Linked DNA regions of Homo sapiens: region 2 is linked to region 1. A link is a contact called in ENCODE Hi-C or POLR2A ChIA-PET data. All regions are on one chromosome and are shown on one strand. The core of a region is the stretch at or near the end of the contact, and the rest is flanking DNA. Distances in the headings are between cores, read along the strand shown. Region 1 overlaps PRDM16 (PR/SET domain 16). Region 2 overlaps PRDM16 (PR/SET domain 16).

Evidence for each region. A loop is a pair of places that touch in the nucleus more often than their neighbours do. ChIA-PET counts read pairs that join two places held with the same protein, here RNA polymerase II (POLR2A). Pooled maps may share reads with other maps.
Region 2: a loop to region 1 is called in a map of heart left ventricle, with 3 times the contacts of the local background. The contact joins two enhancer-like sites. A Hi-C loop is called at or near these places in 6 of 168 maps with a recorded cell type or tissue (aorta, astrocyte of the cerebellum, endothelial cell of hepatic sinusoid and 1 more) and 7 of 50 pooled maps. POLR2A ChIA-PET finds 5 or more read pairs at or near these places in 2 of 52 experiments (AG04449 and AG04450).

What each region holds. Positions count from the first base shown.
Region 1 is chr1:3,324,491-3,331,085 of GRCh38, forward strand. All of the region lies in intron 3 of PRDM16 (PR/SET domain 16), which reads left to right. Among named protein-coding and RNA genes, the nearest start is that of ARHGEF16, 130 kb to the right of the region's middle. RefSeq lists an enhancer at 5,825-6,502. Within about 2 kb of position 3,866, at least 3 of the 41 ENCODE cell types and tissues checked have a DNase peak (open chromatin) inside an H3K27ac peak, as active enhancers do.
Region 2 is chr1:3,412,462-3,419,056 of GRCh38, forward strand. It overlaps PRDM16 (PR/SET domain 16), which reads left to right. Exons shown (of 17, transcript NM_022114.4): 9 at 1-339; 10 at 2,099-2,186; 11 at 5,367-5,536; 12 at 6,206-6,283. Among named protein-coding and RNA genes, the nearest start is that of ARHGEF16, 39 kb to the right of the region's middle. RefSeq lists enhancers at 2,655-3,351, 3,352-4,047. Within about 2 kb of position 3,075, at least 3 of the 41 ENCODE cell types and tissues checked have a DNase peak (open chromatin) inside an H3K27ac peak, as active enhancers do.

The sequences.
Region 1 (6,595 bases), core at 2,616-5,115:
ATTCCTGGCCAAAAGACTGTACCTGACATGAAGCCTCATTCACAGGGACGGAAGCCAGCAGGTTCCCCTGTGACAACATCCGAACAGCCGAGCGACCTGGCACCCTCCCTGGATGCTGGCCTCTGAACTGGATGCATGGCCCCCACCCAAGCACTGAGGCCCTGGCATGATCCTGCGGGCACAGGCAGGCTCCGACTCCATGGGGTCAGGATCTAAAGCACAGATGTCCCCCCTGATTCCGTCGTCACCCCCCCTTGATTCCGTCATCACCCCCCTACCTGCCCAGCCTTGGTTCTCAAACTCGGCGAGTGAGCAGATCAGCTGTGGGACTCGGCGGGTCGTGGGCAGCACATCTGACCCTCCCTTGTGCTGATGTGACACAGAACCCTGCCCTGGGCCAGAGTCCCTGAGGGTCCAGGCCAGCGGACGCCCCTGGTGGTGCTGGAGAAAATACTGATGTCCTGGGGGGAGGATGCACGCGAGGGGCTGAGCAGAGCTCTGGTCACCTGGTAGCGCACAGTTTCTGGCCCCTACATGTGGCCTCTGAACTCCGCCAACCACCTCTCCCCCAGCCCAGAGCTGGCTCAGCCTCTTCCAGGCCCCACTGCCTCTTTAATTACTGAAAATGCGTCCTTTGGAGGGGTGACCCCCAAACCCCCAGGTCCTTCTGAGGGACACAGGGAGTGTCCCCAAGGAAATCTCTCATGCCTGTGAGCTGCAGCCCCTCTTCTAATGAGCAGCCTGCCAGGGAGGAGTGACTTGGGTAAGCTGCTCAGCTGGGGTAGGTGGCCGGGCTCCCAGGAGGTGTTAGCCGGCCCCAGGGTACGCACAGCTGCAGAGAGCCAGCTCAGGCCTGAGCATCAGCTCTCTCTGGGAGATGAACGCAGGGGATGCCCTTCCTGGGAATGGACCGAGTCCTTGTGGCAGAGGCTGAGGGCTGGCCATGCCCCCAGAGTAGAGGCACACACAAGTCCCACTAGATGGTCCCACCTGAAGCCCTGACCACCGGCCAGATGGGTGTCCCAGCAGGGGTGCCCTGGGCGGCTCTCAGGGACTGTGTTTATTTCCTGGAGCTGCTGTAACAAAGTACCAGAAACTAGGTGGCTTCAAACCACACACTGTGTGCTCTCACAGTTCTACAGACCCGAAGCCTGAGATCCAGGGGAGGTCAGGGTTGGCTCCTTCTGAGGCTCTGAGGGAGACTCTGTCCCCAGCCTCTCCAGGTCTGGTGTTGCTGGCCATCCTTGGCCCTCCTTGGACTTCCTTGGCGATTCTCAGTGATCCTCTACCATCCTTGGCGATCCTTGGCCATCCTTGGTCCTCTTTGGCCATCTTTGATGATCCTTGGCCCTCCTTGGCCTTCCTTAGCGGTTCTCAGTGAGCCATGACCATTCTTGGCCATCCTTGGCCCTCTTGGCCCTCCTTGGCCCTCCTCGGCCCTCTTGGCCCTCCTTGGCCATCCTCGACGATCCTTGGTCCTCCTTGGCCATCCTCGACCATCCTTGGCCCCCCTTGGCCATCCTCGACCATCCTTGGCCCTCCTTGGCCATCCTCGGCCCTCTTGGCCCCCCTTGGCCATCCTCGACCATCCTTGGCCCCCCTTGGCCATCCTCGACCATCCTTGGCCCTCGTTGGCCATCCTCGACCATCCTTGGCCCTCGTTGGCCATCCTCGACCATCCTTGGCCCTCCTTGGCCATCCTCGACCATCCTTGGCCCTCCTTGGCCATTCTTGGCTTCTAGACACATCACCTCCATCCCCGCCTCTGTCTTCACATGAGCACTTCCCTGTGTGTCTTCTTATAAAGACACCCTACTTCCTTGTTCAGAGCCCATCCTGATTCCATGTGACCTTATGTCAATTAATTTGCATCTGCAAAGATGCTTTTTCCAGAAAAGATCACCTTTTAGGTTCTGTGAGGGCATGAATTTTAGGAGGAGCATGATTCAGCTTGCTGCAGGGGCCATGGTCAGCCCTAGGAAGGGCTTGTGTTTGAGGATGCCAGACTTGGTGGGAGCTGACCCTGGAATCCGACCTGGCCTGGAGGTCAACCAAGGGTGATGGCAGAGGTGACCCATCCCCTCCCCTTTGGCACCTCAGGATGACCGCCCGCACCCAGCCCTATGCCCATTTTCATGAGTGCACCACCTCCCTGAGGGCTGATTAGAGGAGCGGGGAACAGGGCCTCCATCTGGAGGAAGGAGGTCTCGAAGCAGTGGCCACCACAGGCAGTGGCTTTCAGGCCTCTGGCAGTCGTCTCTCTGGAGCGTTCTGGCTCCCAAGCCCCCCACCAGCCGCCGCGTGGCCTGACAGCAGGGGGAGGCCGCTTTGTCTCAGGGTCAGGAACAGAGAAGGTGGGCTCCTGCCCCCACTGGGCCATGCTCAGCCTCACTAGGCACAATGTCTCCTCTGTCTCTGAGGGAAAATCCCTCTACAGGAATCAGCTTTCAGGCCCCGCCTGGCTGTGAGGGCCCCCAGACGCCTGCCCTGGGAGGAGCCCACGCACAGGGCCTGGAGCGGGGCTGGGTGGACCTCAGACCCTGAACACCTCTGGGAGCTCCTCGGTCAGCCCAGCCTGCAGGCAAGGCGAGGAGGCCCCAGGCTCTTCAAAACTAACATTGGGAAGTGGAAACACTTTTTGTGTCTGAGACTGCATCTTTTTTTATTCTGAATTGTCACTTGGCAGGGCACCCCCTCAAGACCTTCTCTGGTGGCCTTTTAAGACTCTGGAGACAAAATAGCCCAAATCCAGGTGTGGCCGCCCCATGCAGAACTCTGCCTGTGAGGTCTTTGCTGGAGGAGGCGGCACCACAGGCCGGCTGGAGAGGCTGTTTCCAAGGAGAAGCCTGGAGCTCTGCAGCAGCCCTCGGGGGGTCCTGCCCCCTCTGCCTCCCTTAGATGTGGACACCCAGTCCCAACAGCCCCTCAGCCCCCGCCCTGCCCTCCCAGGCCCACCCAGAGGCGTTGTCTTTCAACGCTCATCCCACGGTCAGGACCAACAACGGCGGCGGCCCCGGGCAGGGATTCTGTTGCCCGGCAGAAAGTTATTTGACCCCAGCACTGATCTGGTTACTGATGCAGAGCGTATCAGCCGCTGCACATGGCTGCCGCCCATGACATCTGGGCCAGAAGCTGAGCCTTTTCTTGGAGGCGGAGGTTACAGTGGCAGGGATGGGCACAGTGGATGATGGCGTGCGGGTACTAGAGGGGATGCCAAGGCCCACTCAAAGCGCCACCACTGCACTTGGCCCCCACCCACCTGCAGGGGAGACCTCAAGAGATTCACAGTAACCCCACATGGGGGTCCCAGAGCCTCAGGAGGCCCCTCGCCTGCCCCCCAGCACTGGCTGATGCTGGCAGTGCCCTGGGAAGCCAAGGCCACTGTTACCCCCATTCCACAGATGGGGTTCAGCGGCCCAGAGTGTGTGACCTCACCCACAGCACAGAAATACAAGTTCACACAAGCAAACAAGTTGGAAAATGCTGGGTTTTCTCAGAGACCCCTTGGGAAAAGGAGCAGGAGTCTCTGGGGACCGGAATCCCCCACAGGAGGGAAGACCTGGGGGACTCGGGCTGGGGCCTCCAGGAAGCTGGATGTGCTAGGCGTTGGGGTCCCAGAGGCGAGGCCCCTGCCGGGCCAAGTGGGGAACTAGCCAGGCCTGCGAGAAGCTCCAAGATGCCCCCTGTCCCCAGGCACCACAGCCCTGTCCACACCCCCAGCTGTTGTGACTGAGGGACTTGTTCCCTGGTCAGGTTTCTTAATCTTGAAACTGCTGACATTTGTGGTCAGATAATTCTGTTGTGGGGAGCTGTTCTGTGCAGTGGGGGGTGCTCACAACATCTCTGCCTCTGCCCAGTAGACAACAGTGACAACCAGAGCTATCTCCTTGGTCGTGGGCCAGGGGCTTTGATGACAGGGCCCTGCCTGTGTCAGCCTTCCTGGGGGAGGTCTAGCAGCATGCGCGGAGCTTTCGTCACTCGCCTGGCAGCCGGGGCTCTTAGGAAAGCAGGTGGGAAGCAGGCGGAGACCCTGTGGGTTCAAAGGGCACGGGGCCCTGTGCTGCCAGCCGAGGGGTCCTGTCTGGGCTGCTGCAGTGGATGCGGCTCCCATCAGAGGGTACAGCTGTCTCCCCTAGAACAGAGGCCTGAACAGATGCTTTCGGGCCAGGAGTCTGTTTTATCAGACCCAGGAAGGAGACCCCCCAGGGCTCCAGAGACTTGGCTCGGGCATCAGTGCCTGGTGAGGACTCTGGCACATGGAGCAGCTCACGCAGCTCATACGCAGAATCTGCAGCCAGGTGGGGGCTTGGGTTTGGGCCATTGTCCGACCCTCTGCGCCTCCATTTCCTACGTAAAAGGTGAGACACAGAAGCCAATGCCCACGCCCTGGACCCCCCGTTCAGATTCAGTGAGACCGTGAAGCCCAGCATCCACAGGGGCCTGCCGGGGGAGGGCACCAATGCTGGCGGGTAGGGAACTCCCCAGCCCCTCCCAGGCCAGAGGAGAACAGGGGCCCAGCCAGACCCTTTCCCCCCAGGCGAGGAATGGGCGCCTTCTCCCTGGGCCCCTCCTAGGAAACTTGTGGCCCCTGGACCCCTCTTCCACTCACCACCTCTGCCCCCAAGGGCCTCCCAAACTGCCCAGGGAAGGCACCAACCACATCCTGTCCCAGCAGTTGTAGGTAGGAAGCAGCACTGACCAGCAGCCTTGGGCCAGGCACAGCTGCCCAGCGGGCATGGTGGTGTTCGTGGTGGCGTTCCAGATGGTGCTAGGGCAGGAGGCAGAAATGCTTGGAGTTGGGGGGCTGGGGGCCTTTCCTCCCACTTCTTCATCTGAGGGGTCAAGCATCCGGGTAGGACCCCTCCAACCCACCACCCCCCACCCCTTCCCGACTGTGTCTCGCTATCCAGTTTTGCAGGAATGGAATTAATGGGATCCCCGGACAGAGCCAGGAGGGAGAGGCCCAAGCTGTCTCCCAGGCTGTAGTGTCGGGGGCCGAGGGGTTTGCAGCAACACTTAGTAACTTAACAGGAGGACCGTGGGGCACACTCTCTAGAGGCGTCCTGACCTCATCATCATCACAGGAAAACCAGGCAGAGGAAGGGGCTATGGGCTCACAAGGAGCTGGCCCCACAGGTGCCAGAGCCCTCCAGCCCAGGGCGAGCCTTCACACCCCTCTCTTCCAGCTGCCTGGCCCAATGAGTTGAGTGTGATTCTGGCTGTGGGAAGAAAAACATTCACAGGAGAGTGGGCAGGGGCACCCCAGGCCGTGCGGCTTCTGGAGAGAGGGGCACGCCTGGGAGAGGCCCCCACTGCCACCCACTGGTTATGGTGGGCTGTGTTCTCCGGCCTCCCATGCAGTCCCTGCCTTACCCACAGGTGCCCATGGCTGAGCTTGTGTTGGGCTGAGCCGAGTCCCGCCAGCTGGGAAGAAGTGCACCCAGGAGGTGGGTCAGGGGAAAGGACAGTTGTCTCTGGAAGGAGGCTTGGAGATCACTGTCCCTTTAAGAATGCAGGTCCTCTGCCAGGGCTCTGATTGCGATCACAAGTGATGATGGCAGAGTCTGCCCAGAGAACAGCAGCAGAGCCCTCCGCCAAGAGGGGTTAAGGATGCCTTTGAGACTTCTGGTCACCCACTTCACCTTGGGCTTGTCAAATCAAATGGTGGAGTTTAACTCTCGCCTGGCCAGAGCCGAGCAGCAAAGCTAGAGGCGGGGAATGAGGCTGGGTGGGCCTCAGACCCAAACACTTCTGAGAGCTCAGCAGGGAGGCCCTGGCTGGCAGACAGAGCAGGAGGCCCCGGACTCTTCAGAAACTGAAATTGGAAATTGGAGATGCTTTTTGTGTCTAAGTCTTCATCCTTTAATTGTCACTTGGCAAGGCGTCCGCTCAAGGCCTTCTCTGGTGGCCTTGTAAGAATGCAGGGACAAAATAATGCCAATGACAGTGGCCCTGAACAGAGAGCAGAGGCCTCACATGGCGCCCATTCTCTTCTGCTCTTCTTCCCATCTGCCCCTCGCTCCCTAGGCATCCCCACCACATCCCCTCTCAGCTCAGCGGGGGCTGCCTGGCTGCTGCCTCAGCAGGGGCCACTTTTCTAATCCTGGGGTCTCAGACACACCCTTGTGCCTCCACCTCAAATCCCAAGGCAATATCTGCCCCACAGCCTCAGGACCCACTTGCCAGTCCAATGGCAGAACAAACAGCCCAGAGAGGTTGTTGGGGAGGGTGGGTTTTTGAGAAGCTCTTGCAGTCATCACGACAGAGCCTCCTAAGCGAGGGCGAGTCAGACCCCAGAAACCTTGGATCTCTGGCCGAGTGGAGGTGCCCCTGGTTCATACAGGCCCGAGCTGCCCTCAGGGCCCTCCTCCCTCTGCCTCCAGCCAGAGACTTTCTCACCTGCTGCTCTGGGGCAGAAATCGGAGCCACCTGGAGTGTGCCTGCCAGGGTCAGGGGGTGAGGAGATAAGGGCCTGGCTTTCAGCTCACAGGAAGTGGGCCTGAATGCGGAGAATAGCAGCAATTCCATCTGATAAGGCCCCGCTAAACCCCACATTGACAGGCCCCACCGCCCACCCGGGCTCCAGGGGCCAAGG
Region 2 (6,595 bases), core at 1,825-4,324, 87 kb after region 1:
AAAGTCACCCCGGGACGCCCTCAAGGTGGGCGGCCCCAGTGCCGAGTGCCCCTTTGATCTCACCACCAAGCCCAAAGACGTGAAGCCCATCCTGCCCATGCCCAAGGGCCCCTCGGCCCCCGCATCCGGCGAGGAGCAGCCGCTGGACCTGAGCATCGGCAGCCGGGCCCGTGCCAGCCAAAACGGCGGCGGGCGGGAGCCCCGCAAGAACCACGTCTATGGGGAACGCAAGCTGGGCGCCGGCGAGGGGCTGCCCCAGGTGTGCCCGGCGCGGATGCCCCAGCAGCCCCCGCTCCACTACGCCAAGCCCTCGCCCTTCTTCATGGACCCCATCTACAGGTATTCAGCACCCCAGCCTCACTGGCTCTCCCTGGGGCGGGGCCGCGGCGGTGCTGGGCGGGCTCAGTGCATGGTGGTGTCTCTTTCAAGCTCCTCCAAGGTCGTCCCCCGGCCTTTGCTGACTTCAGGAAGATGCCCCTGTTCTTGGGGGGGTCTGCACCCCTCAGGAGGGATGCCTGGCTTGGCTGCTCCTAAGCTAGGTGCCTGGCCCGGGCCGTGTTTGGGAGGCCAGGACGGGTGCTCCTGGACACGTGCAGTTTGCTTGCACCGATGACCACTCAGACATCACACTGCTGGCCTCGAGCGCCTCCTATCCCCAGTAACCCCACCCCCCACCCCAACCCACACCCTTCCCCACCCCTCTCTCCAGCTGTCGTCTCTGGTCTAGCTCTCCCCAGCCTCTACCTGCAGAAGTCAGAGGGGCCTGGGCTGAGTGCTTCCTGCCCCTCCTGGTGCGCTCCTGCCCCTGGAGCCACAGCGGCAGGGGGAATGGGGAGGGGGTGTCTTTCTGGGGGCCCCGGGGGAATCAGAGAAGGAGCCAGTGGTCCTTGGAGGGGAGGAGGAGGCGAGGGATGAAGCAAGCATTGGAGGGTTTTCTAGGCACCAGTGTCCTGTGTCTCTGATGCCTCTCTTGGGGAAAGGCGAGTTTAATGCCACTCCCTAATTTCTGGACAGGTTTGCCCCTCCCTAGAATGCAGGTGGGTTGGAAGAGCAGGGCTAGGCTTGGGGAGGGGGTCCTACCCCCACCAGCACCTGTCCCTGTGCTCCCCGCTTCGCCATGCAAGGAGACAGGCAGGAGACCCTGAGCAAGTCCTGTCCTAATAAAGCAAAAGCGGCCAGTCATAGACATGCTGGGGGTGCTGTGTCTTGCAACGGGGTGGCAGGTTTACCAAAGCGCTCTCAGTGATGGGAAAGAGGCTCCCAAATCTAACCCTCACTATGGGAACCCAGGCAGACAGAGAAGAGCAGGCTGCCTTCAAGAGCCACCAGGCCAAAGGAGGGTCAGTGGATAGCCCTGCCCACGGCCTCTGTTTACCACAGGAGGTTTGCATTGTGATTCAGTGAGCAGGCTTGTCACCGGCATCTGGGGAAGGTTCTGGAACTGTAATCTCCAGCAGCCCTGGAGGGTGTTTAGACAGGGCCCTGTCTGGGTGCTGCAGGAAGCCCCTGGTGACCTCCCCAGGACAGAAACCTGCTGGCCACTCACGTTCATCAGCACACACGGGCAGCACACCCCGTGCCAGGGGCCGGGTCAGAGAAGGAGCGGAGGAGGCCTTGAGCCTCTGGTGTGAGCCACGCTCTGCTGTGAGCAGGTCCAGGGACCCCCTTCAGAGTGGTCCCCACTCATGCAGGGCTGACCGGCCAGTTAGGCCGGGGTGCACGGGGCCTTCAGAGAAAACTCCAGCCGCCTGCACTTAGCACCCATGACCTGCAGGGGTGCTGGCAGCCAGGGGTCTTTGAAGGCCCTCGAGGGGACCTTGGAGGCATGGGAGGTGTGAGGGAACCACTGAGGGAGAGTGTTCAGGGGCAGGTGGTGACAGGGAGGGTCCGTCTAGGGGTGCAGGTGGGCTGGGCTCCCGACATCCCCAAGGCCCACAGAGGAGTCTGGTGAGCGTTGGGGCAGCCACGGCGAGGTCCACACCATGGCCTTGTGACTGGCCAGGTATATGGTCAGGCGGGGTGGGCGGCTCTGTGGAGCGGGTGGCTCGGCGGGGCGGGCGGCTCGGTGGGGTACGTAACCCTCTGTGCTGTTGTCCAGCAGGGTAGAAAAGCGGAAGGTCACAGACCCCGTGGGAGCCCTGAAGGAGAAGTACCTGCGGCCGTCCCCGCTGCTCTTCCACCCCCAGGTACGTCCTCAGTGCAGGTCAGGGCGCCCTGTAACCCACACGCCAGTGGCCCCATCTCCCGGCTGTCGAGGCTCAGTGGCCAGGCTGGAGCCTAAGTCCCCGTCCAGGCCATACCACGCACAGACGCCCTCAAAGGCAGAGGAGGATTCTCTCCCTGAGGCCCCTCAGGTCACTGTAGGCTGGAGAGGTTGAGGACTGAGAGTGACCCTCACAGGGCCACCCCAGGGACCTCTCTGACCCCTGGCTCTGGGCTCCAGGAGGGAGAAGGAGCTTCACTGGAGTCGTGGGCAGAGCCTGAAGGAGCGAGGGCAGGGATTGTGAGTGAGGGGAGCAGCCTCAGGTGGCAGCCCAGGACACAGCGTGGGCGCTCTCTCTGGGGTGCACAGGACCTGAGTATGTTCAAATGGACCGGAAGAGAGGAAGGGCCTGAGCATGCAGAGAGGGGCATGGAGCCAGGCCCCAGGGAGGTGGTGGGCAGGGGGTCTGGAAAGAGACCCAGAGAGCCCCCCAGTCCAGACAGGTGGGTGCAGACCCTGCCAGGCCTGGAGGTGCTCCTGCCTGCCCCTGAGGCCACATCCTGGGAGCAAAATAGCAGGTGGGCAGCATGGCCAGGGCAGAGTCTTCCCGACCTCCTGTCCCCTACTGACTTGGTCTCATTGCTGGGAGCCTGGCCCCTTCCGCAGCGCCATGGGCTGCACCTGGAGGGTCCTGAGGGTCGCACAGTGGGCCTGGCCCTGACAGACTGCAGACCAGACCGGGGCATTGTTCTCTTTCTCGGCCTTCCCCGCCGTGGACGGGCCCCCCACCTGGTTTGTGAAACCTGCGCCCAGGCTGAGTTCACAGCTAAACTTAGCGCCTCCCATTGTTTCCCCGGGGCCGTGGAGTTTGGTTAATAACTTCCCCTGATTTTCCTCGGGATGGGCTGGAAAGAGCCACGAGCCAGCCAGGCGCATCCTGCGTTTGTTTGTGCGGGGAGCGAGGCCGGGAATATCTGATCGGGCGGAGCAAGCCGGGCGGGAGAGGCCCACCCAGGCCCGAGGAAGGGAGCCCAGCGGGGGGCAGTTTCCATTGTCCCTCCTGCCCGCTGCCCCCACGGGCCTGCCACCCCCGCTGCCTGTCCCTGCAGCCCGGAGCCAGGAGGTGGGGGGCGGGAAGAGAGAGATGACTAATAAGTCACCAAATGGTCTAAGGTTGGGCTGTCACTTGGGCAGAAGGCGCCAGTTACTAAAGACCTCGACAAAGCCCAAGAGGCCATGCCTGTGGAAAGACCTCAGCCCTGCTGCTCCGGGCTGCGGAGGGGCTGGTGAGGCCCAGTTGATGGCTCAGGGAGCAAGGCAGCTTCCATCTGCCCATCGCTCATCACTCGTTCTCATCAGGATGAGAGCATGCCTGCCTCGCAGGGGCGGGAGAAGCCTGACCCCCACAGCCTGGGTGGGGCTGGAAGGGGCCAGAGGGGAGGCCTTGGCCACTGTGGACGGACACGAGTTTCTACTCGTTCGTTTCTTTCTGGGTATTTTTATCGTAACCAGTTCCCCAAATAGCAAAACGTCCCCACCACTGGCTCATGTGGTCTCTGGGAAGCATTTGTAGAAAGCCCTCTGCTCCCTACCAGCAGCAGCTGGATAAGTCCCTGGCAAGCAGGTCTCCGAAAAGCTGAGTGCCAGATGCCCGGCACTCGGACTCTGAGAGACCCCAGCCGCGTGATGGGATAGTTTTGTTTGCTAGTGGGCAGCCAGGGCTAGGGTCTTGCTGTAAATGGGCGGGTCACCTCTGTGGAGCTGGCTCTGAGCATTGCCCAGAGGCAGCGAGCCCTATATGAAGCCCCTTGATGACGCAGGTCCTCACCTGCCCTTCTCCTCACCCCCACACCCATTCCGTGGAGGCTGGGTGCCAAGGACCGGCACCCTGGCCAGTTCCTCCCAGTGACACCAGCACCTGGGGAACCCCAAGCTCTCCCTTCCCTCTGCATCTGTATCAGCTCCTGCCTCACCCTTGCCCTCCCTCCTCATCCCCTTCTCTGGGAGCTCCCAGGGGAGGCAGGCTATGAAAATACCTGTTTAGCAAAGGTGTCTGGAGGGCCCTGTGGGTCAGGCATTGGGCCCTGGGAGCACTGGCCCCACCTTCAGCAGGCTGGGTGTGTGGTGCCGAGGCCCGGGGTTTGTTCCCTGTTTTGCCTTTTGCTACCCCTCAGGGGATGATGAACACTCTTCCTTTTCAGCCCCTGTGCAGCCCCCTACAGGGCCTGGCACACAGCAGATATCACAGGGTGGCCCATCTCCTTCTCCACTGAGGTCAGCTCCAAATCTTCAAAGAGAAGGGGAGCTGGGAGAGGCAGGGCTGACACTGAGCAGCTCCATCAGCCCAGCCCTTCCCCTCTCCTGTCGCTATTGTCAGAGACCTCAGTGGGGCCAGGACAGTCTGGGATTCTGATCAGAGCTCTGCCCACCAATCCCATGCTTCCACTCTCCTAATCGAGCAAGCCCTGGGCATCTCCAGGGAGCAGAGAGGCAGCTCCTGTTGCCCATATCAAATTGCCCTGTGTCATGTGACATGTCACATTATTATTTTGAATATTTCCTTTGTGGGTTTAAGTCTTAAAGAGGCTGTTGAATTCCTTAGTACTTTGCCTGCAATTATGGCATGCTGCCACTTGGTGGCAGTGGTTCTGCAGGCCCACAATCTATGCTTTAAACGGAGATTCAGGTTGCTATTGTAATTTTTCAAGACTAAAAAATAAACTTTTTAATGTTAAACTAGATGTAATTCTGCATTTAACCCAAACTAGCCAACCAGAAGTGCTGGCCAGGAGTCAAGTCAGCTGGGCATTTTGCCGGCCTGGGTCAGATAAGGGGTAATCATAAACATCAGCTACCTGTATCACTCAGGTCCCGCCCAAACCGGGCAGTGAGGCTGGTTGCTAAAGATCAGTTTCAGCTCCTGCAGGAAAGACCTTAAACTACAAACGAGGGACTGGGACTCAGGGAAGGACAAGAGCAGGGCTGACTACAGAAAGGTGAAAAAATCCAACCCAGGGTCCAAGAAAATACTAGGAGACCATTGCTTCCAGTGCCCACCTGAGCACCCTAAGATATGCTGTTGTACAGAACCCCCAGCAGTGCGTGCCCCTGAAGACAGGTGAGAGTCAGCTGAGTCCATAACCTCCCACTCTTATGCCTACAGATGTCAGCCATAGAGACCATGACAGAGAAGCTGGAGAGCTTTGCAGCCATGAAGGCGGACTCGGGCAGCTCCCTGCAGCCCCTCCCCCACCACCCCTTCAACTTCCGGTCCCCACCCCCAACGCTCTCCGACCCCATCCTCAGGAAGGGCAAGGAGCGATACACGTGCAGGTGAGGGGCCCTTTGGTGCTGCTGGGACAGCCCTGGCGGGGCTCGAGTGCCACACCTGTGGCTGTGAACCTGTGCTTCCAGGAAAAACTCAGAGTCCCGGCCATAGGAAAGCACAGCACTGCAATCAGCTGGTTATCTGCTTGAGGTCATGCTTTGCAAATAAGTGACTTGGGTGGCCTCCCCTGCCTCACGCCATGCTGTGCTCTTGGGAGCTCAAGAATATGCAACCTCAGCCCAGCCTGAACTGGGAAGGCTGGGCCTGAGGTGTGCTGGTCAGTGACTAACCTCAGCGCTTGGAGGGATGGGAAGCCCAGTGCTACAGCCTCAGCCAATTTCTGCAGTGTCAGGATGACACCCTCCCGGCCACCCTCTGCTGGTGCAGGCCTGTCCAAGTCTGTTGGAGCCTGCCCTGTTCACCGCCAGACTGAGGGGCCGAGACGCTTCAGGGGGCAGGGGCTGCTCTGTCTACTACTGTGGCCCATGGCAGCCTGCTCTGCAACTGAGGCTGGGCTTCAGGGCCGTGGAAGGGACTGAAACTGGGATGCTGGGATGGGTCCACCTGTGCATCAGGTGTGAGACCCCGAGCATTAGCTTGAAACCATTTCTGGGAAATGGCCATGTAAGCCCACCCTAATCCTCCCTCACCCTCCCCACCTCCCTCCACCCCAGGTACTGTGGGAAGATCTTCCCCAGATCAGCCAATCTCACCAGACACCTGAGGACGCACACTGGGGAGCAGCCGTACAGGTAGGTGCTGCGTGGGCTGGGTGTGGGGGCGGGGCCGCCTGCCTCCGTGCACCGCTGACCCACTCCTAGGAGTAAGTATGCCATTCCCAGGGCTCCCTGCTGGAGTGAGCAGGCAGTGGGCAGGGCCGGGTGCTGAATTCTGGTCACTCTGGCCCTCCCCTCCTGGCCTCAGCAGGATGTTTGAGGATGAGGCAGGAGGTGCCCAGGAACCTTCTGGAAGGCATCTGCCTGGCTCTCAAAGATGTGAGGGAGCAGCTCTCCACCCACCCTAGGGTGTTCACTGGGGCAGGGGATCCTCATCAGAGCAGGGCT